Regions from separate parts of the Homo sapiens genome. Here region 1 is linked to region 2. Evidence: chromatin loops called from intact Hi-C (ENCODE). Cell type or tissue: heart right ventricle. All regions are shown on one strand. Links, peaks and the distances in the headings refer to the core of each region. The heading gives the core; the rest is flanking DNA.

Evidence for each region. A loop is a pair of places that touch in the nucleus more often than their neighbours do. Peaks named below come from ENCODE experiments on the same cell type or tissue, not always from the same donor. Only the 100,000 strongest peaks of a DNase experiment are listed, where the experiment ranks them.
Region 1: a loop joins it to region 2, with 2.9 times the contacts of the local background. A loop is called at or near these places in 4 of 110 quality-filtered maps.

The regions. Positions count from the first base shown.
Region 1 is chr13:40,502,515-40,513,090 of GRCh38, reverse strand. No RefSeq gene overlaps it. Among named protein-coding and RNA genes, the nearest start is that of LINC00598, 27 kb to the right of the region's middle. In heart right ventricle, for the core only: no CTCF peak of the experiment used is centred there; no DNase peak of the experiment used is centred there; H3K4me3 peaks cover 403 bases; H3K27ac peaks cover 1,419 bases.
Region 2 is chr13:40,584,671-40,595,246 of GRCh38, reverse strand. The region is part of intron 1 of FOXO1 (forkhead box O1); the gene reads left to right. Among named protein-coding and RNA genes, the nearest start is that of FOXO1, 77 kb to the left of the region's middle. RefSeq lists enhancers at 5,229-5,468, 5,479-5,538. In heart right ventricle, for the core only: no CTCF peak of the experiment used is centred there; a DNase peak (open chromatin) is centred at 5,416; H3K27ac peaks cover 2,500 bases.

The sequences.
Region 1 (10,576 bases), core at 4,190-6,689, 82 kb after region 2:
AGAGATCTTCACAGTTTGCACACTGTTGACCAGTGGCTCACTGCTAGTTTCCTCACCTTCAACTCCCTTGGGATGCCATCCTCCAAAGCACAGTCTACCTCGTGGCGCTCTCCTGCGGATTCTTACAGGTAGATGGGATTCATGGGATGGAGCTTGAGCAAGGAAGATGAATGACTACTTGTGGTGTGACCAGTTCTATTTTACTGGGGGAAAGAGGGCTGGGTGCTCAGTTTATCTGCATCTCCATACTTCATTCACCCGTGAAACTGAACAACCTTTCACCCATGAAACTGAAGAAGGGAAAGGGTGCAGGGAACTTGCACACATTCAGCAACTGGTCTGGAATCTCTCCCAGGTTCTCTCCACCTCGGGGGCCTTCCGGACAGTCCCATTGTCAGCCCCTACTGCTTATGCTGGGATATGGCCTGGGCCCATCTGAAGGTCTACAGAATTGATCCTCCAAGCTGAAGAGGCTTCCGATAATTTCCATTGTTAATTTTTTATTTATAACAGCTTTTTAATTTTTTTGTCTTTTAAAAAATATTAATTTTATTTTATTTTAAGTTCCTGGATACATGTGCAGGCCGTGCAAGATTGTTACATAGGTAAATGTGTGCCATGGTGGTTTGCTGCACCTACCAACCCATCACCTAGGTATTCAGCCCAGCATCCATTAGCTATCCTTCCTGATGTTCTCCTTCCCCCTGCCCCCGGACAGGCCCCAGTGTGTAATGTTCCCCTCCCTGTGTCCATGTATTCTCATTGTTCAACTCCCACTTATAAGTGAGAACATGTGTGGTGTTTGGTTTTCTGTCCCTGTGTTACTTTGCTGAGGTTAATGGCTTCCAGCTTCATCCATGTCCCTGCAAAGGACATGATCTCGTTCCTTTTTATGGCTGTACAGTATTCCACGGTGTATTTGTACCATATTTTCTTTATCCAGTCTATCACTGATGGGCATTTGGGTTGAATCTATGTCTTTGCTATTGTGAATAGTGTTGCAATGAACATACATGTGCATGTATATTTATAATAGAATGATTTATATTCCTTTATGGACCAGTGGAACAGAATAGAGATCTCAGAAATAAGACTGCACATCTACAACCATCTGATCTTCAACAAACCTGACAATAACAAGCAATGGGGAAAGGATTCCCTATTTAATAAATGGTGCTGGGAAAACTGGCTAGCCATACACAGGAAATGGAAACTGGACCCCTTCCTTACACCTTATGCAAAAATTAACTTTATATGGATTAAAGACTTAAATGTAAAACCCCAAACTATAAAAACCCTAGAAGAAAATCTAGGCAGTACCATTCAGGATATAGGCATGGGCAAAGATTTCATGATGAAAACTTCAAAAGCAATTGCAACAAAAGCCAAAATTGACAAATGGTATCTAATTAAAGAGCTTCTGCATAGCAAAAAAAAAAAAAAAAAGTATCATCAGAGTAAACAGACAACCTACAGAATGGGAGAAAATTTTTGCAATCTATCCATCTGACAAAGGGCTAATATTCAGAATCTACAAGAAGCTTAAACAAATTTATAAGAAAAAAAAAACAACCCCATTAAACAGTGAGCAAAGGACATGAACAGACACTTCTCAAAATAAGACATTTATGCGGCCAACAAACATGAAAAAAATCTCAACATCACCGATCGTTAGAGAAATGCAAATCAAACCACAATGAGATATCATCTCACACCAGTCGGAATGGCAATTATTAAAAAGCCAAGAAACAACAGATGCTGGCGAGGCTGTGGAGAAATAGGAACGCTTTTACACTGTTGGTGGGAGTGTAAATTAGCTCAACCATTGTGGAAAACAGTTGGTGATTCCTCAGAAACCTAGAACCAGAAATATCATTTGACCCAGCAATCCCATTACTGGGTATAACAGCTTTTAAAAGATAATTCGCGTGCCATACAATTCACTCATTTAAAGTGTACAATTCAGTGGTTGTTAGTATATTCACAATTGTGTAGTCATTGCCACGATCAGTTTTAGAGCATTTTCGTCACTCCAGAAGGAAACCCTGTACCTATCAGCAGTCATTCCCCATTTCCCATAATCAGTATCCCCCATACCCCCACCTCTAGGAAACAACTGATTTACTTCCTCCTGCTGATGGACTTGCCTATCCTGATGGATTGTATGATTTCGTGGAATCATACAATTTGTGTGGTCTTTTGTGACTGGCTTCTTTCAAGATTTTCAAGTTTCAGTCATACTGCAGCATTTATTAGCATTTCATTCCTTTTTATTGTTGAATACTATTCCATTTTCTGGATATAGTACATTTATTCATCAGTTGGTGGAAATTTTAGTTGTTTACACTTTTTGATAATTATGAATAATGCTGCTAAGAGGATTTGTGTACAATATTTGTATGGACATGTTTTTAGTTCTCTTGGGTATGTAACTAGGGCTTGAATTGCTGGATCATATGGTAACTCTATGTTTAACTTTTTGAGGAACTGTCAAGACTGTTTTCCAAACAAATGGCTGCATCATTTTTTTATTCCCATTAGCAATGTAAATGAGTGTTCCAATTTCTCCACATTCTCACCAACACTTGTTATTTCTGTCTTTTTTATTATATTCATCCTGGTGGTATGAAGTGATATCACTGTGGCTTTGATTTGCCTTTCCCTAAGAGCTAATGATGTTGAGAATCTAGTCATGTGCTTATTAACCATTAATATATCTCCTTTGGAGAAATATCTAGTCAGATCCTTTGCCCGTTTATTAATTGGGTAATTTGTGTTTTTATTAAGGAGTTGTAAAAGTTATTTATATGTGCTGGATACAAGTCCCTTATCAGATATATGATTTGCTAATATTTTCTCCCATTCTGTAGGTTTTTTTTTTTTAACCTTCTTGATGCTGTCCTCTGAAGGGCAAAAGTTGTAATTTTGATCATGTCCAATTTATGTATTTTTTTGTGGTTGTTATTTGTGCTTTTGGCATAATAGCTAAGACACTATTGCTTAATCCAAGGCCACAAAGACTTATGCCTATGTTTCTTCTAAGAGTTTAATAGTTTAGCTTTCACATTTAGGTCTTTGACTCATTTTGAGGTAATTTTTGTATAAGTGTGAGGAAAGGGTCCAACTTCATTCTTTTGCATGTGGTTATCCAATTTTCCCAGCATTATTTGTTGAAAAGACTATTTTTTCCCTCATTGAAATGTCGTGATAGCCGATGTTTTCCTTTTCCAATGTAAATATGTTGTAGTAAAATATATATAACATAAAATTTACCATCTTAACCATTTATTGTTTGGGTTTTTTTGTTTGTTGGTTTGTTTGTTTTTGAGACAAGGTCTCACTCTGTTGCCTAGGCTGGAGTGCGGTGGCATGATCATGGCTCACTGCAGCCTTGACCTACTGGGCTCAGGTGATTCTCCCACCTCAGCCTCCCAAGTAGCTGGGACTACAGGTGTACACCACCAAGCCCAGGTAATTTTTAAATTTTTTGTAGAGAAAGGGTTTCACTTTGTTGCCCAGGCTGCTCTCGAACTCCTGGGCTCTAGCGATCCTCCCACCAAGATTACAGGCATGAGGCACCGTGACTGGCTCATTGTTAGTTTTTATGGCATGGAAAAGCAGTGAGAAACTATTAATAGGGAAATTGCAGAGAAATTTCTTGATGAATCCTGGACAGTAGAGATTTGTGACAGCTATGTTCTGCTGTGCATTTCACAAGCATTATCTCATTTAATCCTCACAACTCTATGAGGTATTATATGATTATTCCCATCTTATTGATGAAAAACCGAGACTTAGAGGGAGGTTAAGAAGCTTGCACAGAGGTCAACTGCTAATAACCAGTGGTGCTGGGCTTTGAATCCAGGCCCATCTGACTCTAGCACTGGTATTAACAATTATGGGCTCATGCTGAAATAACGACAGCTGCTAACTATGTGTCAGCCACTCTTCTAAGCATATTACTAACTCATTTCATTCCTACAGTAATCATACTCACATACAGATGGATAAATGGAGATGCAGAGTTTCAATAGCACCCCAACCAATCAGTGGTAAAGACAGAATTTGAACCCAGAGTCTTTGATTTTAATGTTTTTAGCCACCACACTATATTCTTCAAAGCTTTGTTGCTGTGGTTTTTAGGTTTCATCTGCAGCTTCTTTTGTCAGATTTTTTTTTTTTTTAAGTCTACTCACTTGTGATTTCTACAAACAAGTTGCTTTAATTTTGCCTGGTCTCTTTGATTCCAAGGTTGCTCGCTGTAATAGCCTTAAAGAAATTTCTAGGAGATATTTTTGTCTTAATGAGATGAGCTGTTCTCATAATGCTGAGCTTCTGCTTTTCTAAGCCAGGAGAGTTACTTGTAATAACTGGGGCATCAACAGCTTATGGGAACCCAACCAATCCCACTGTGGATTTTATTTAAGGCAAGATGGGCGACTTTCACCCTTTAGGCCTGTGGATCACTGTTCATGGCTCTTAAATGAATGCTGCCGTTCAAAAAGATGACTGGCACGATGCTCCCAGTTTTTACTATTTCTTTTGAAACATGAAATGTCAGAGCTTATTAATTCTACTTGTTCTTTCTGCAGATGAAAAAAACTCTGACCGCCCCAAAGGTTATGAGACTTGCCCAGGACTTCTGATCCTAGTCCAGGGAATTTCCTGGCCTCTAGGCTGCCTCTTGGCGATGTCGGTATATTTGTTTTTTTGTGTTTTGGGGGGTGAACAGTCCCAGGGTATCTGCTGCTCATGTCTTCATAGTGGAATGCAGGATGATATAATGCTTTTCAGCTGTTTCATTGTGAATTTACTCCAGATAGTTTTTGTTTAATCACAACAATATTTCCTGGGTTGCCAGGCAACATGGTGATGAAGTTTCAGTCTTTATTGCCAGCCAATGAAATGGAAAGGGTTCTATCTTTTGTTTCCAGATGAAGTTCTCTCTCTCTCTTTCTAGATTTGTGTTCGCTTTGTGTTGAGATGAAAAAATCAAAAAGGCATAAGGAGAAAAAGCTAATTAAAGAGGGAATGGGCTGGGCGCAGTGGCTCACGCCTGGAATCTCAGCACTTTGGGAGGCCGAGGCAGGTGGATCACAAGTTCAAGAGATTGAGACCATCCTGGCCAACACGATGAAACCCTGTCTCTACTAAAAATACCAAAAATTAGCTGGGCGTGGTGGTGCATGCTTGTAATCCCAGCTACTCGGGAGGCTGAGGCAGGAGAATCGCTTGAACCCGGGAGGTGGAAGTTGCAGTGAGCCGAGATTGCACAATTGCACTCCAGCCTGGTGACAGAATGAGACTCTGTCTCAAAAAAAAAAAAAAAAAAAAAAGGGAATGAACATCCTTCCTTCTGGTTCTTTTACTTGAATAAGTGGAAGGTGTGGACATTTGTGTGTGACAGTAGGTTGGGGGAATGTTGGCACCTTGGAGAGTTACCTTAAAACTCAACATAGACCTGGCTAATTGGGAAAGGAAACACGTTTAATTAAGACAAAATTAGAAAGTCACAACTCCAGGGTAATTCACATAGATAAAATATGCATCCATCTGAGGAAGAACTACTGGGTGCATGTAAGCTACAAATTCATAATGAAATGTGTGTGCGTGCTCCTCCCTCGCTGCTTTCAGGTCTGGTTCTAACCCAACGAACACTTTTGTTAAGTTGAGGAATCCTCAATGGAAATGGGAGGATGGCAATCCCGGAAGACACTAAAGAAAATTAATGAATGATTTGTGGTTAGAGGAAAGACGAAAAGAACCCGTGTTGTGTTGATGAGTTGGCGGAGGCAGAATCCTGCTTGCCACCCACCAGGACCTTCTGGTGCATTCTCATTCCACTGTTGCCATCTGTGGGTGCTGCATGTTGCTTCCCCTCCCGTTACCTGGTGCCTCTGATGCCTCCCTTCTGATGTCTCTCTGATGGTGTCGCTCATTTTTACCAGGAAGCTCATTTGCTTGTGCTGGTGTTGTGGCCCGTGAGGTAAGCATTTCCCTACAGGAGACCAAGGTCCAGGACCCTGCATCATACAAGCCCACTAAGTCACCAGCTTCAGGAAGGTCTTTTGTCATCATCTAGACACATCCCTGTTCTGCCTCTTGCACCCCGCCTCCAGCTCTCTTCTTCTTTTCTTTGGGTCCCAGCCTCTCTTTTTGGATACCTTCTTTTATAAAATAAAACCCAGATATTTGGCCCTGTTCAGAACTGCAGTTCCTGTCCCCCTCACTCCCTATATCCTGTAGCATGCATCCACAATGAGTTTCCTTCATAAACAACATGCTTCCGGAATTTCTCTGATCTGATTTCCTCTGCATCACCTTTGCCAGAATCACACTTGCCAAGGTTTCCAGTGACTCCTAATCATCAACAATCCTAACCGTCAACAAAACAGACCATTCTCCATGTTTTGTCATTCATTCATTCATTCATTCATTTGATAAAGCTGATTGCACATGTACCATGCTGGACACATGAGATGAAGGATGCAGGTCCTGCTGTCAACACACGTGCATTCCAGTAGAGGAGAAACCAACACACAGACACCAATGTCTGGCTCCTGACCTGATCTGAGGGCAGGAAATGCTTCCTAGGACTCTCGGTGGCTTGGTTGGTTGGCTCATCAGTTGACTGCTTAATACCTTCCTTTACCTGATCTACATGTTTTGCCCTTTAATCCAAGCTATTCTTACATCCTCCTTTGGAGATAGATATGTTCTGTAATCCTGTCTTTATAAAGCCCCTTAGTATACACCACATATTTAAAAATACCTACTGTGCACAGATCAAGGCTTCAATAACATAAAAATGCAAGAGGTTGAGACCACAGCAAATGAGCATTTAAAGGAAGGCAAGAAGGAACTGTTTAATGAAAGAAAAAAAATGGCAAAACAACTTGAAACGACTTAGAGTGAGAACCTAACCTTTATTCATAAACACCTACAGATGCTTATGACTGTCAGTAGTCAACATTCAGGGATGCTTGGATTTTGCCCTTTCATCCAAGCTATTCTTACACCCTCCTTTGTAGAGAGATATATTCTGTGATCCCAGAAAGCCCCTTAATACATACCACATATTTAAAAATGCCTAAATGTACAGATCAAGGCTGCAATAACATATAATGAAAGAAAAGGATGGCAAAACAGAACTTAAAACAAGTTAGAGTGAGAACCTAGTGTTTAGTCATAAACACGTACAGATGTTTATGAACGTTAGCAGTCAACATTCAGGGATGCTTGTTCAGCCAGTAGGTGCCGGGTAATGGAGCTGATTGCTCATCAGCTACATCTGTTCTGATTGACAGAGTGGATTTCCAATAAAGATAATCAAAGCCTCGGCTCAGGCTCCTTCACCTTCACAGCCATGTGAGGGTCCAGTAAACTGTTCACATGCTTATAGGTTTTTGTAAAATTTATACAAGTAAGATAAATGATCTATAATTGGTTAAGACCACAGTCTCTTTCTAGTGCGATTTCCTCTCCAATATACTCCCTTCTTGAATTGGTGACTGCAGGCATTTTTGGGATCAGAATAAGGGAAGCGGAGTCAAGCAGACATTTAGTTTGGATTAGAGGTATATATTTATGAGGTTCACAGTTGCTTCTGTGTATAGTTAACTATTTGTAGCCACTCGTGTGAGTAGTTTACAGAAATGCTTCTAATGCCGATTGTGCTGACTCAACCAGTTCCATGACTGAGCTGAGGTGAACAGGCATTTAAGGACCTGGCACCAGAAGTGTGTGGGTAATAGAAGATGATCAAGGTTTGACATGGAAGGGGCCAGAAGCTATTCTGTGACAAATTCTTCCCATCATCAGATATGTAAAATTTTAAGCTGAAGATTCAACTGTCATCAATGCCTTGTCAAAATATAAGCTGTCTCTTGTCCAGTATATACTTGATAATGCAGCCTACGAAACTGTAAATGCACCGCAGAAAGAATTATTTTCATATCTTTCCATAGGAAATCCATAGAAATATTCAGATATTAACAAGTAATCTGTAACAAAAAATTCAATCATAAAAGCAGTAACAGATAAAGAAGATAAAATCTTTGAAAAGAAGTAATGGATACACTCTTGAATTCTTGGCAATCAAATTAATGAAGAGGTATGAATCTAGTCACCCCAGAACCCCAGCGAAATGGGCCCCAGTCCTGAGTCTGTGCTCTAGGGGACCCAGTTATAGCTTTCCTCCTTGTTCCATTCCAAGGGTGCGGAGTCCCTGGGGAGTGAGGAGACACTTGCCTGTCAGTGGTGTTAGCCTTTGGCAGTTTTGACAAGAAGTCTACACCTGTTTCTCCACACTGGAGCCTCGTATCTGGAAAGCACATTCGGGAAAGAAATTTGTAAATCACACTGGAGAGAGAGTAGCAAACCAGAACATATAGCCAGTGTATTGGAGAAGGCCAGATGGTAGAAAACCAAGTGCAATTTTGTGACATGTAAAAAGTAGCCACCCACTTAGGCTACCCCACAGGAACAAGGGAGAGCCAAGTGCCTCAGAATAATAGGTTGAAGAGGAAGTTGGCTGGAGAGAGAGGCCCTTGGAAAGAAGAATGCTGTTGAGATGGGTGGATCTTGGCTGGCAAGGCCCTGAGGGTGACAGGCCATGGCTCTGCCTTCCAGAGCCAGCAGGAATGTGTGGTGACCCTTGTATCCTGCCCGCCTGCCTGGCTGAGGCTGCAGCCAGACTACGAACTAAAATGAAAATATCCTTCTAAGGGTATTTCAGGTTCAAAATCCAGTTGGCTAGTGGGAGGAAAAGGATATTATCTGATGACAGATAGTGGTAGCCAGTGTCTGATGGTTACTCATAGAATCAACATAGGCTGGGAATTCCAGGGAGGTGCATTCCAGAAAGCCTGCATCCTAGTACTTGACTCTGGTTTAGGGAAACAATGGGGTGTCATGGAGGGAGTGTGTGTGTGTGTGTGTGTGTATCTGTGTGTTCCTGTGTGTGCTGAACATTCATCTCTAGTCATGATGTGACTGGAGTTAGAAGGTCATTCCTCCATTCTTCAAAAGCTTGGGGATTCCTGAGAACACTAAGCTCAGGAGGATGATGTTTGCTTTTCCTCAACTCATGTTGCAAATATCTATGGTGAGCTTGCTCTATACCAGCCATTTGTGCTAAGAACTGGAATGTAAAGATAGAGGAGATAGGCTCCCTCCCTTTAGGATTCTGAAAATTTAACAGGGGGCTTACAGAATTATGTTCTGATAAAGAATGATCTAGCAGAAACTAGCAGCTACTCGTTAATTCTCTGGACGTCGGCATTGGCTGAGTTATGTTGGATGACTTTTGGACTGGGAGCAAAGATGGATGTTTGCAGTAAGTTAATTTTGGGCTATAAGACCTTCTGTCTCATAACAGATCTATTTCCATTTCGCTCTACTTTTCAGCACATCAGTTTCGGCTACTCACAGCCTCGTAGGTCCCTGGATGAGTATAAGTACAAAGAGCATTCAGTAAGGTCACTACTCTCTGTTGCTCCTCTTGTAACTGTCTTCTAAGTATAAAGCTGACCAGTGGCTCCTTCCAAATTGGTCCATTGCTGTATGGGTGGTAAGGATGGCTCATCTACAGTAATGGCCCTTAATCTGGGGACTGAAGCACTAGCTGTTGGGAGCCAGAGTCCATTGTGTGCATTGGTTGACCCTGAGAGCTAACCTGCTGGTTCTGCTGTAGAAACCTATGCTCTTCACTCAAGGAAGCCATTTGGGCCAAAACAGTAGAATGTTTTCAGGGCTGTAATGTGAGTAAGTTATGAAACAAATGGCAGTGAAGTCAGTGCTTTGTCTTCTTCCAAAGAAGAAGAAACATGAAAGCTATTCTATGCTTTAAAGTTTAATGGTTTGCAGCAATAGCACAGAACATTCCTACATTACGAGGTATGAGCCATTCTGTATGATAATAAACAAGAGTAGCTGACATGACTCCATGTTTGGTGAAAAAGGGAGGATATCCCAGAACAAAGAACCAGAGAAGTGGATAAAATTCCATAGAAAGTTGCCATTGAGGGTGATGGTGACGTGGGATGTCATAGAGGGGAGGGTGTGTGTGTGTGTGTGTGTGTGTGTGTGTGTGTGTAGTTGAGCATTCATCTCTAGTCCTGATATTTAGCTATAGTGTTGCCCCTAGGAACTTGGAAATTAAAGGAGCAGAAGTAAGACTATGATGGTTGTAAGCTTCTCATCCAATGGGACTGTGGCCAGCCCCTAAGAAACAACTAACTTAAGCATAGGAGCAACCAGCGAACAAATGTCCAGGCAAATGGATGCTTCCTTGTGCCTCCTTGCTTTCTAAACTAGTTAGTTTGCATTATTTGTATAGTTAAAAGATAATGCTTATGTTATGCAATTTGCTTGTAGTTTAGAAAAGTGATTATACTGATAGTTTTTCCTGGATATCTTTAAATCCATTGTTATACTTGACAAATACCTCTCAAATCTCTCAAACATTCTTCCTAAAAAGAACTGTGAACATCTCTCAGTGCCTTGGGCAGGTCTTTGAATGTAGCAGGCGATTGGAAGTTTGCGGTTGTTGATGGCTGATGATGATGATGATGAT
Region 2 (10,576 bases), core at 3,977-6,476:
CTTTTAAAGCTAGGCTTTAGAGAACAAAAGTCCAAGTGTACCTGTTTAGCATCAGGGCTGTTTTGCATTTCTAGCAAAGTCTGACTTATTAAACCTCCTAATCGCTCCATCTCAGTTTTTTCTGTTTACGTTGTATTTCATTTGCAATGTGAAGCTATTAGGATGTTCCTTTTGTGAGGGAAAAGGAGGGATAGATTCCATCTTAGTTCTCATAAAAGTATAAAAATCAAAACCAAATAAGCATATATAAAGTCTACTGTATGCTGGTGCGGTGGCTCATACCTATAATCTCAGCACTTTGGGAGGTCAAAGTAGGAGGGTCGCTTGAGCCCAGAAGTTTGAGACTAGTCTGGGCAACATAGTGAGACCTTGTCTCTAGAAAAAATAAAAGAAATTAGCTGGCTTGGTGGCTTGCACCTGTAGTCCTAGCTACTTGGGAGGCTGAGGCAAGAGGATAGCTTGAGCCTAGGAGTTGGAAGCTGCAAGTGAGCCATGATTGTACCACTGCATTCCAGCCTGGGTGTCAGAGCAAGACCCTGTCTCTAAAACAGAATCTCCTGTAGATGGCATGGAGGAGAGAAGCCCGTGTGTATTATCCAGAACCCTCGCTCCCTGACGCCTTCTCCCCTGCCTTCATCTTGTGCTCTTTATTGGAGAAAAGTGTGAGGTGAACGCACAGAAAGGTGCTCCCCACTGTGGCAGGTTGAACGTTTGTTTTTGTTAATTAATGTCCATGCATTCTGCTCTTTCAGTAACTAGATTTAGGTAACCTGGGCCTGTTTCCCATCACTTCCTGGCCTTGTGACTGGGCAAATAACTTTGTCTCCCTGGGCCTCAGTTTCCTTAACCCTGAAATGAAGGGGTTAGATTCCAGCGCTTTGCATTCTCTGGCCAGCTCTTGAGCACCTGCGACTCCTTCCTGCTCTTCAGTTCTTCCTCCATCCTGGCTGACTTTTGCTTGGCTCCCGCTGCCCCCATTGGCCCCCTTAAACTCCAGAAGAGCATAGAAGTGATCAGGTGGGTCTTTTTGTTCACTATCCATTAACTTTTCAAGGAGGGAGATGCTGTGTTCAAGGAGTCAGAGGTGAAATTGTGAGTTTATCTGATTTTCTGTTCACTTGATAATTATATAGTTGACTTGGAAGTGTTTCAAACTGAAGATATTCCTTAATGAAATATGACCTCCCCACTGCCCCATCTTTAGGGAATGGCATTCACCAAATCCTTTCAAATTCAGAGAAATTAGAAAACCTTGGATCATTTTAGTATTAAATTTAGTCTTAAAATTGTGGGTGGTTGTCAAATCAGACCTCGTCTAAGGGGACCTCATTAGGCAGTTCTCTATAATGGTGACAGGGTGGCTTAAAATGTCTTAACTAAATGCAAATTATCTCAGAGCCAAAAGTTGAGCACTTGAAAGCCAATGAAATATCTATTTAAGGAGCACAGAAGGATGTCAGAGAAGGATCCAAAGTCCTGATTTTTTTGTTACATTATATTGGGGTAGATTTACTGCAAGCCAGAGGATTCTTTACGTAATTAACTCCCATTTGAAAAAATAGCAAACAATAAAACTATTTTTTTTCCCTTTACCTTTGGTATAAATAGAACTAAGCCATAGGTTGGTATGTTTAGTAAGTAATAGGTATTAAGTAAGTAATATGTATTACTTACATTTTACCATAGTTGAAGTGTGAACTTGAAATATTTTTAAAGCACAGTCTACAGTGGTAAGAACTTTTCTTTGCTGCAGTTTTAGATTACCTAGGAAGAAGACAGTGACATCCTGGAATGATTGTAAATTGGTGCTTGAAACCCTGGAAGTGAACTGTTTTCCAGTGGCAGGATGATGTGAGGTTCAATACTTCTCCCCTTTGAGTCTTAGATTTTAAATAGTCTAATTCCAAAATATTTCCTTAGGCTGGACACGGTGGCTCATGCCTGTAATTCTAGCACTTTGTGAGGCCATTGTGGGCGGATCACTTGATCCCAGGAGTTCGAGACCAGCCTGGGCAACATAGGGAGACCCTGTCTCTATAAAAAAAACCAACAAAAATTAGCCAGGCGTGGTGACATGTGCCTATGGTCCCAGCTATTCGGGAGGCTGAGGTGGGGCCATCACCTGAGCCTGGGAGTTTGAGGCTGCAGTAAGCAATGATCACGCCACTGCACTCCAATGTGGGTGACAGAGTGAGACCCTGTCTCAGAAACAAAACAAAACAAAAAAGCCCCCAAAACAAAATGCTTCCCTTTATTCTTGAGGCATAGTTGATGTTTTAATGGTGTTATAAACATAATTATTATCTTATATAGGCTGTGAAGTGATTGCTTATTGGTTTGGTACTAGAAACCATATACCTTTAATTATGTTTGATCATGTGAGACCCAGAAATGCCTCCTGTACACGCCTTTACCATTTCTTGGGAAGACAATAGGGGCCTGCCATCACTGTGAAGCAATAAAGTGTAAAGGATTGGAAAATAGGGATTGGGATTATTGAAACTGGAAAAAGTGAGGGAGTAATTTAAATTCTGTTTTAGTTATTAAAAGTCTGGTTTCCTGACTGTGCTAAGTATTGCAGAAAGACAAAGTGTGAGACAAAATATTTAGATCTTCAGGAGCTTACATTCAAGACAAGGTTAACCTGATGCTGTAGTTCTGGTTGTGTTCCTCCAAGAGGCAGGAGAGGAGAATTGGAGATATTCAGAACATGTTTGGGAGGAATGTAGTAATCAGGGCACCCTTCTGGTTTAAGTTGTCTTTTCTGCTTCGCTGCTATTCAGAAAGTGAAAAGCTTTGTTCTGGAACTTTGAGATATAGATGGGTCTTTTGCTTTTAATAATTTAAGGTAACTCCTTCAAAGATATTGCAGGTCTAGTTCACAAAACAAATTGTACAGTGAGCTGAGAGCAACTTTCTCTGTCCTGAGTTTTGATGAAGTTGTTTTTTTTAAATCATGATCAGGATACAGGTCCTCAATTAGTTTGTCTGGAATTTAGTAAGCGGAGTGCTGGAGATTGGAGATCAGAGTAGCATGAAGATTGAATAAGATGGGGATTGCACATTCTGGTTTACCCAGTTTGGAAGAGTAATGCATAGGTAATATACAGGTTGTGTTGATGGGTGAGGATACAGATGTCACAGTTTGTGAGAATTCAAGTGTAGTGATTTATTTCATTTAATCTACTGGCAGAGCTCTAATTTACTTATGGAGCTGTAGAAACAAAAAATTTCTAATAGGGCTGAGTGCGGTGGCTCACGTCTGTAATCTCAGCACTTTGGGAGGTCAAGGCGGGTGGATCACTTGAGGCCCGGAACTCGAGACCAGCCTGACCAACATCATGAGACCCTGTCTCTACTAAGAATGCAAAAATTAGCCTGGCGTGGTGGCACACAGCTGTAAAAATATCTCAGCTACTCAGGAGGCTGAGGTATGAGAATTGCTTGGACCTGGGAGGTGGAGGTTGCAGTGAGCCAAGATCGAGCCACCTCACTCTAGCCTGGGCGATAGAGTGAGACTCTGTCTCAAAAAATATATATATTTTTAGTAGTTTTTGCTATAGTTTTATGAAAGTAACAAGACTAGTAAAATTATAAAACAATTGGCCTTTATGGTCTAAAGCGTTCTTATTTATAGCCACCCAGAATGTATCATCTGCTAGTCTCCACTCTGCTGTCTGTCCTTTCCATCATCCCTCTTGGGCGCCCTACCTGGCTGGCCTGCCCAGTAAGTATGGCACCAGGTTTCCTGTTCTGGGCCTCTGGCTGCTTTGTACTTCTCCATTCCTGGAGGTCTCTGGACCTTCAGCTGCTCAAAATTCAATTGCACCAACTTTGACTGAAGTGCACTGCTGATGATCCTTCTCTTTGTGAGCCTTGCCTCTTCCCTATGAGCTACTTTCTGCCTAGACCTCCTCATGGTGCCGTGTCCAGAACGTGGGAGCCACCCGGCTAGGAAACTCAACACTGCTGCCCTCCTAGCAGTAGCAGCAAGCTACAGCTTGCCCCCTTTCAAGGTGTTTGACCCTGTTGGATTTCTCATTGCTCCCCTTCTTGCTTTGTATTTTTTTTGGCAGGAAGAGTCTCTTTTATTTCTGAGCTGATTTGCAGATCAGAAACGATGGACCTCTGTTGAACTCTGAAGCAGTCCTCCCTCTCCACTTGGGACTGCTAGTCCTCTTGCCTTTGGTATAAAGGGGTCCTCCATCTGTCCCCAGGCCCCATCCTCCGAGAGGCCTTCCAGAACCTGAGCATTGTGTTTTTCTTTTTCAATACTTTAGTACCTTAGAAACCAGAAAGTGATAAATGAGGAGAGTAGGTATGAAGTAGAAGAGGATTTTGATGGCCAGCTCGTAAAGTGTAGCGTTAAGTGAAACATTGTGATGTGAACAATTTGGTATTTTTGAAAGTCCTAATGCTACTTGTACCAGGTGAAATGTTTAAATCTCTCTCAAGCCCCTAGCATTTTGATATTCTTAAAAAAGAAAAAAAAAGCCACACAGAAGGCATTAGTCCAGCGTGGTATGTTATTGAAACTGGAACGATATTGCAGCATATCTCCACATCTCCCGTTGACGGCAAAGCTGAGCCAGTGAAACAGGTGTGAGCCTTTGAGACTGCTGGGATAACCCATGCTGTGGAGATGGAAAACTAAACTTTTGAGTGAGTTTTCTGGTTTATTGGGATTCATCCTTGGTATATCAGCAGTTGTGGTTTCAAGGTTCCATATTTTAGTTCTTGTTCCACTTGATGGAACACTTGACATCTATCCTCTTCTGTAACTCCGCAAGAGGGGCATTTGGTTAATGGTCATTTTGGAAAGAAAGCTATTTTGGGGACAGTAATTGCCTGGAGTCTTTATGTAAGAAGAGACCGAAGAGTCTTAGCAAGGAGAAGGTTTCTGTTTGCGGCATTTGGCCCATAGTATAGTACACATTCCTGTTGTGTTGTTTTGTTTGCATCATTGGGCTTAGATGTTATTAGATATTACTAGTCTAATCCAATTCCTTGTTCTTGGAGAATAGGTTTCTTGTTTATCTGAATGGCTTTTCTTTGCGTCACTATGCCAGAATAGTCATTCTTGGACAGAAATGATGGTTTTAAAATCTCTCTTACATTTTAAGACCTGCTCTAGGGGTTGTAAAATAGTACTGCTGTTATTGGGAGGAGTTGGGTAGGGGCCACAGCAGCAGGGAGAGAGAGGCTCCCATCGTACAAACTTGCAGACTTTTATTAAAACGTATTTATTGATTGCAAATTATGTCAACAGAGTGAGGCTTTGGTAACTCTTCAAGTTACTAGTGTTTCCTTCTTTGCATAGTTGTTTCCCATCACCCTTTAAACATCTGCTGCTTCTGGTCTTGTCCAGTCATGCTTGAGTGATCAGCCCCAGAAGTCTGACAGCTCTTCCTGTCTTGACTCAGGACAGTCCAGGACAGCTGAGCTCCCTGCACTGAAACAATGGGACTCCTGAAAACTGCTCTGCTGTTGACATGAGAAGCACATTTCCTCTTTCTTAACTTCCAGAAAGTTACTGTGGTGGCTTTGAAATTTGTTCTGAAACAATAAGCTCAAAGGATTCTGTTAATCTATTCTGATTAATTTAGGAGGCAGCAGCATTCATTATTTGACTTATGTTAGTGGTTAATTAACCAAAGTAGAACATGTTCACTTTTTATAAATTAAATGCTGATAGAGTAACAAAGACGAAATATTTTACAACACAGATCCTTGAATTTGACTCTGAAATATTCTGTTATTTTGCAGCAGTTTCCGGTTTTAGTGACACTTACATACTGTTTCTATTATTAGCAAGTTTTGAATTTAAGTAACTTGAAATGGATATGAAAGTTGTTTCTATAAATAATACAGACTGTACTCATGTGAGAGTTTTTTTTCTTTAATTTCATTGTTGGCCTTGATTGGGGAGAAGATTTATATTTTATGCCAGTCTTTTCTTGTTTAGAATTGGCAAGAATTGGATTGAGTTGTATTAAACTGTTTATGTGAATAGATAGTTACTTTTGAGATGTCTTTGAATGTAGAATATTCTTGCAGCCATTTCTTGATGGTCTGCCTTGACTGTCTTATGGACAGTTGGCATCAGTGACACTTTCATTTATTTACTTATTTATTTTTTTTTAGACAGAGTCTCGCTCTGTCGCCCAGGCTGGAATGCAGTCGTTCGATCTCAGGCTCACTGCAACCTCTGCCTGCTGGATTCAAGTGATTCTTGTGCCTCAGCCTCCAAAGTAGCCGGGATTACAGGCATGCACCACTATGCCTGGCTAATTTTTGCATTTTTAATAGAGATGGGGTTTTACCATGTTGGCCAGGCTGGTCTTGAACTCCTGACTTCCAGCAATCTGCCCACCTCGGCCTCCCAAAGTGCTGGGATTACAGGAGTGAGTCATCACTCCTGGTCAATCAGTGACACTTTTAAATCACTTGTGTCCTTGACTCTTTTTATGTTGTCTTTATGAGGGACAGGCCCTTTATTCTACCAAGGAGACCTCCATAGTTGCTCATTCTGAATTCTTTCAGGAAGATTTGGTTGAGGGTTGTTCATTAGGCTGGGGCCTCTGCCGGGGTGGGTTGAGATTAGATGGATAACAGGAAAATAATCATAGTGCTTCCCAGCCCCTGTAAGTGAGGGGTCTTCTTAGGATAACTTTTTGGCTTGGAGTAAATGTCCCCCCCAAAATCTTAAACTCAGTTTAAGGGTGAAAACTTAAATATAATTTGTTCCTGGACTTTGGGATTCTGTGAACATTTGTTTGCTTCTGTTAGTGATGGTTATGGAGGGTTTAACCGCCCACATTTTCACTACCTTTTTAGCCCAATAAATGGAAAAAGAAAAGGTAGGCAGGGAATTTTGTTCCACTTAAAACATCAGTTGGCCTGTTCGGATTCAGGTGACTCAAGGTTTGGTAATGAAGCTAGAGAAGTCTTGTGCAGATACACTCAAACTTCCTGACTGTGCAGTTCAGGGAATTGTAAGTAGAGCCTGAGCAAGGAACACCTTGATTGTTGGAGAGGAAAGGTGGAAGATGAGCACTCCCTAATCCTCCTCTACTCAGTTTCTTTAGGGTTAAATGGGCATTTATTTAAATGTAGGATTCTGCTTGCCTGAACTCCCAAGGTTCTGTTAATTGAATTGAATCCTTTCTATCCTGGGCTTCCTCCCGCACCATAGCAGATGTGAGGATATGGAGCATAATGCAGTAGTGCTCTGTACTCTGTGTTATGCAATTTGAAAAGTGCCGTTCTAGCCCGAAAATGTTAGTGCATTGACTCTCTTTCACATGAAAGGCCTTAAAGTTTACCCCTGGAAGTCAACCTAGGGTGGCACAGAGGCAGAGACCCATTACCACCATCAACCCTCTGGCCCTTTTAAAAGGTGGGGAGAGGCTACTGTGAACACTGAAGACAGCACTTTAGTTGGATGGACTTCATAATTAATGTCTCATTAAGTGAAGACTTCCGTTTCATTTGGCTTTCCAGACCATTCGGTAGAAATGCAGAGGAATGGAGGGAGAACAGTGCATCTCAGTTGGCAGGCAGGAAGAGCAGATGTGGAAGAAGCAACAAAGATTTTCTCCAAGCACTTGAGCCGTGCTTTAGGTATAGATGGACTGTCTTTGGGGCCATCCTAGTAATCAACATGGTTAATGGCAGCTTCTCTCTCTGTCCTTGAGTCTTTTAGCAAAAATAAGTTTTTATTTGACTCCTCAAGCAAGGGTACCCAGCCTTGGAGAGGAGATGAAATTAAGATAAATCTTTATTTTTTCTTATTTGTATTTGAAGGGGAAGTTTAAAACTAGTCATGTAAATAGCTGTTTGGCTTATCTGGACTTTCCAGTCATTTTTGTTTTCCTTCCTTTCACGGATAATCAATCTTTCACTATCTGTTCGTATTTGCTTCTTATTGTGGTCTCCTGCTCCGCCCTGCCCACTCCCACTTTTTTTTTTTTTTTTTTTACTTTGTTCTGAGCCCTTCTCAGGCAGAGGAGGTCAGGCAGGTACACGTGCCTTTGGGAAGAAGGTGGTGGAAAAATATGGAATAATGAGCCCTTCTGACTTTGGATTCAGCAATTTAACATTGGTGCAGTAGGTGGAGTTATTCTTGGAGTCCCAGTTTGAAGATTGCTGTGCAGAAACCCATCTGTGCTGCTGGTTGCCAACATTTCTGGTACAAATATTGTCATTTGCTCTTGAGGCAATCTGCTATTTCAGTCCTAGATGCAGTTTTGTAATATGCTGGGTAAAATAGCAGACAAAAAATATCTTAAGTGGTGGTATAATCTTCAGTTTAAAAACACTTTAGCAATGTTTCCAGTAGAGGATTGTTCAACGTGTCTCCTTTCCTTGGCTGTAAACATAATCTAAATTCATTTTTCCTCGTTTGCCTGAGCCACGGTTCCCTTGTGCTGACTTTGCATGTCAGTAACTTCCGTACCCATCAGAGAGGAAAGACAGAGGGGCAGTCTTGTGCAGGTAAAAGGTTTAAGTAGTAACATTTCCTTAAGATTGCACCCTGTAGAGGTTTAGCATTCCATGATCATTCTGTTGATAAGCAAATGAGAAATGAGTAACTTGCTCAAAAGTTACTTGGTTACAAAAATTGTCAAAACTGATACTACACACTATTTCCCATTTGGTACCTTTTATCCCTACACACTATTTCCCATTTGGTGCCTTTTATTCCAGACTGCAAGAGTCATATCTTCTGTGCAGGCTGCTGAACAGCTTCACAAGGGGGTGCCTCTGTTGCCTGTGAGGAGTAGGTGTTCTTGATGGGATTGGGGTCTCCCTGGAAACCCGGGGATGGGACTGTGCCACCATTTTATTGGGCTTTTGTTATTAAGCCCTTCTTAGAGAGAGAAAGCATATCCTGTAGGAAGTAGTATGTTTCCTTCTGTTTCTGTGGCTTTCTCAGTTTCTTCCCATCTTGATGCATAGTGAGAAATCCATTTTACAGTATGACTCAGTGCACATATGCACACAATGATAGAAGAGTTTTACAAAATAGTACTGTGCTTAGCCATTTATGTAAGACTGTTTTGTTATTATTTACAGAAATGCTAGCCACAATCCTCTCAATTGGTTTCACTATTTTATGGATTGTGATCCAGAGTTTTAGCCTGAGGGCTTTCCCACATTCTTTCAAGACCTTTGTGTCATGGCAGCAGCCTTGAAGTTAGGGGAAACAGGTAGATGAATCCATATATGGAGAATTGGCCATATATGGGAAATGAGGAGGGAGTTCACAGGTCAGTCACTTGAACACACAATGATTTGGGCTGAGCCAGTTTTTAAGTAGCCCCTCTCTGGATTGGTCTCAAACATGGAACTAGTTAAACTTACGTACTAAATCAAACAGACCCAAAAGACACCGTTTGTTTTTTAAGTCTTGCTGGCACAGACTAGCTAGGATAGGGTTTTTCATCCATCTGGACATCTTGTCGTTTAGCTTTTGTATACAACCCTTGAAAATGGGCAGCTGCTGGGTCCACTTTCCTGGATGAGGTTTCTTGCTTCTTTCTTTTGAGATTAACCTGAGTAGGGCTCACCTGAATCAATTATTTCCGCAGAAGCTTTCATCTCATGAAAGCGCATTCCACTTTTCATGTCTTCAGGGCAAATACGAATTGCACTTCCACCCTGAAGTCAGAACTGTAAAGGAATTTTAGGTGTTATCAATGTTTGATAAGAAGTGATTACCCTTTCTCTGCAGAGCTGGAACAGCTGAAGCTGGTGTGATCTGGCTGGGAGAAGGCTGTGCTCTGGAATAGTGTCCTTTCCACTGAGTCCCTGACTTGCCTGTTGGCATATGGAGCAGTAATCTTTTCAAAACTCCATTGTGAAGTTGGCTGTGTGTGTGTGTGTGTGTGTGTGTGTGTGCGCGCGCGCAGAGGAAATACTTACATACTAAAGGGGAAAGCGGGGGAGGAAAATTCCAGGAAATTGCAAGGTGAGGTTGACATTCCTTATTCTCTTAACTCTTGCTTCTGTTTTTCTTTCTGAAAAACAATGATGACTTAAAATTTGATCCCAGAACCAACTGGCTTTTTATCCGTAAGATTACAGTTGTGTTTTTTAGACATCCTTTCATAAATATCTAATGAATTGCCTTTTATTATTTGGTGTTAATGACCAAAAGTACCACTAACATAGTGTTTCTCATACTTGCCTGTCATATAAGATACTTGTTAAGAATATTCTGGGACTTCATCTTCCTCTTGTTAAATCAGAATCTACCTGGAATAACATAGTTACCTTATTTTCTTAGAATAGTAGAACTGAAAAGAATCTTACACATGAAAGTAGTTCAGGTGTTCCCAAACCTGGCTCCAGTACCATGACTGCTTTAATAGATTGCCAAGCTGCGCTTCATACCTAGTGAATCATAACATCCGAAGCTTCCTAGAAGAGTCGGACCATTAGACTGGAGGGATAACTACTCGCTTATTCGGTTGCCTTCAGGAAAGGGGAATTTATGTGCTTGGTTATTGGGCTGATTAATAGCAGGACAAGAAATCTTATTGTCTCTGTAGATTCATCCAAATAATATCCA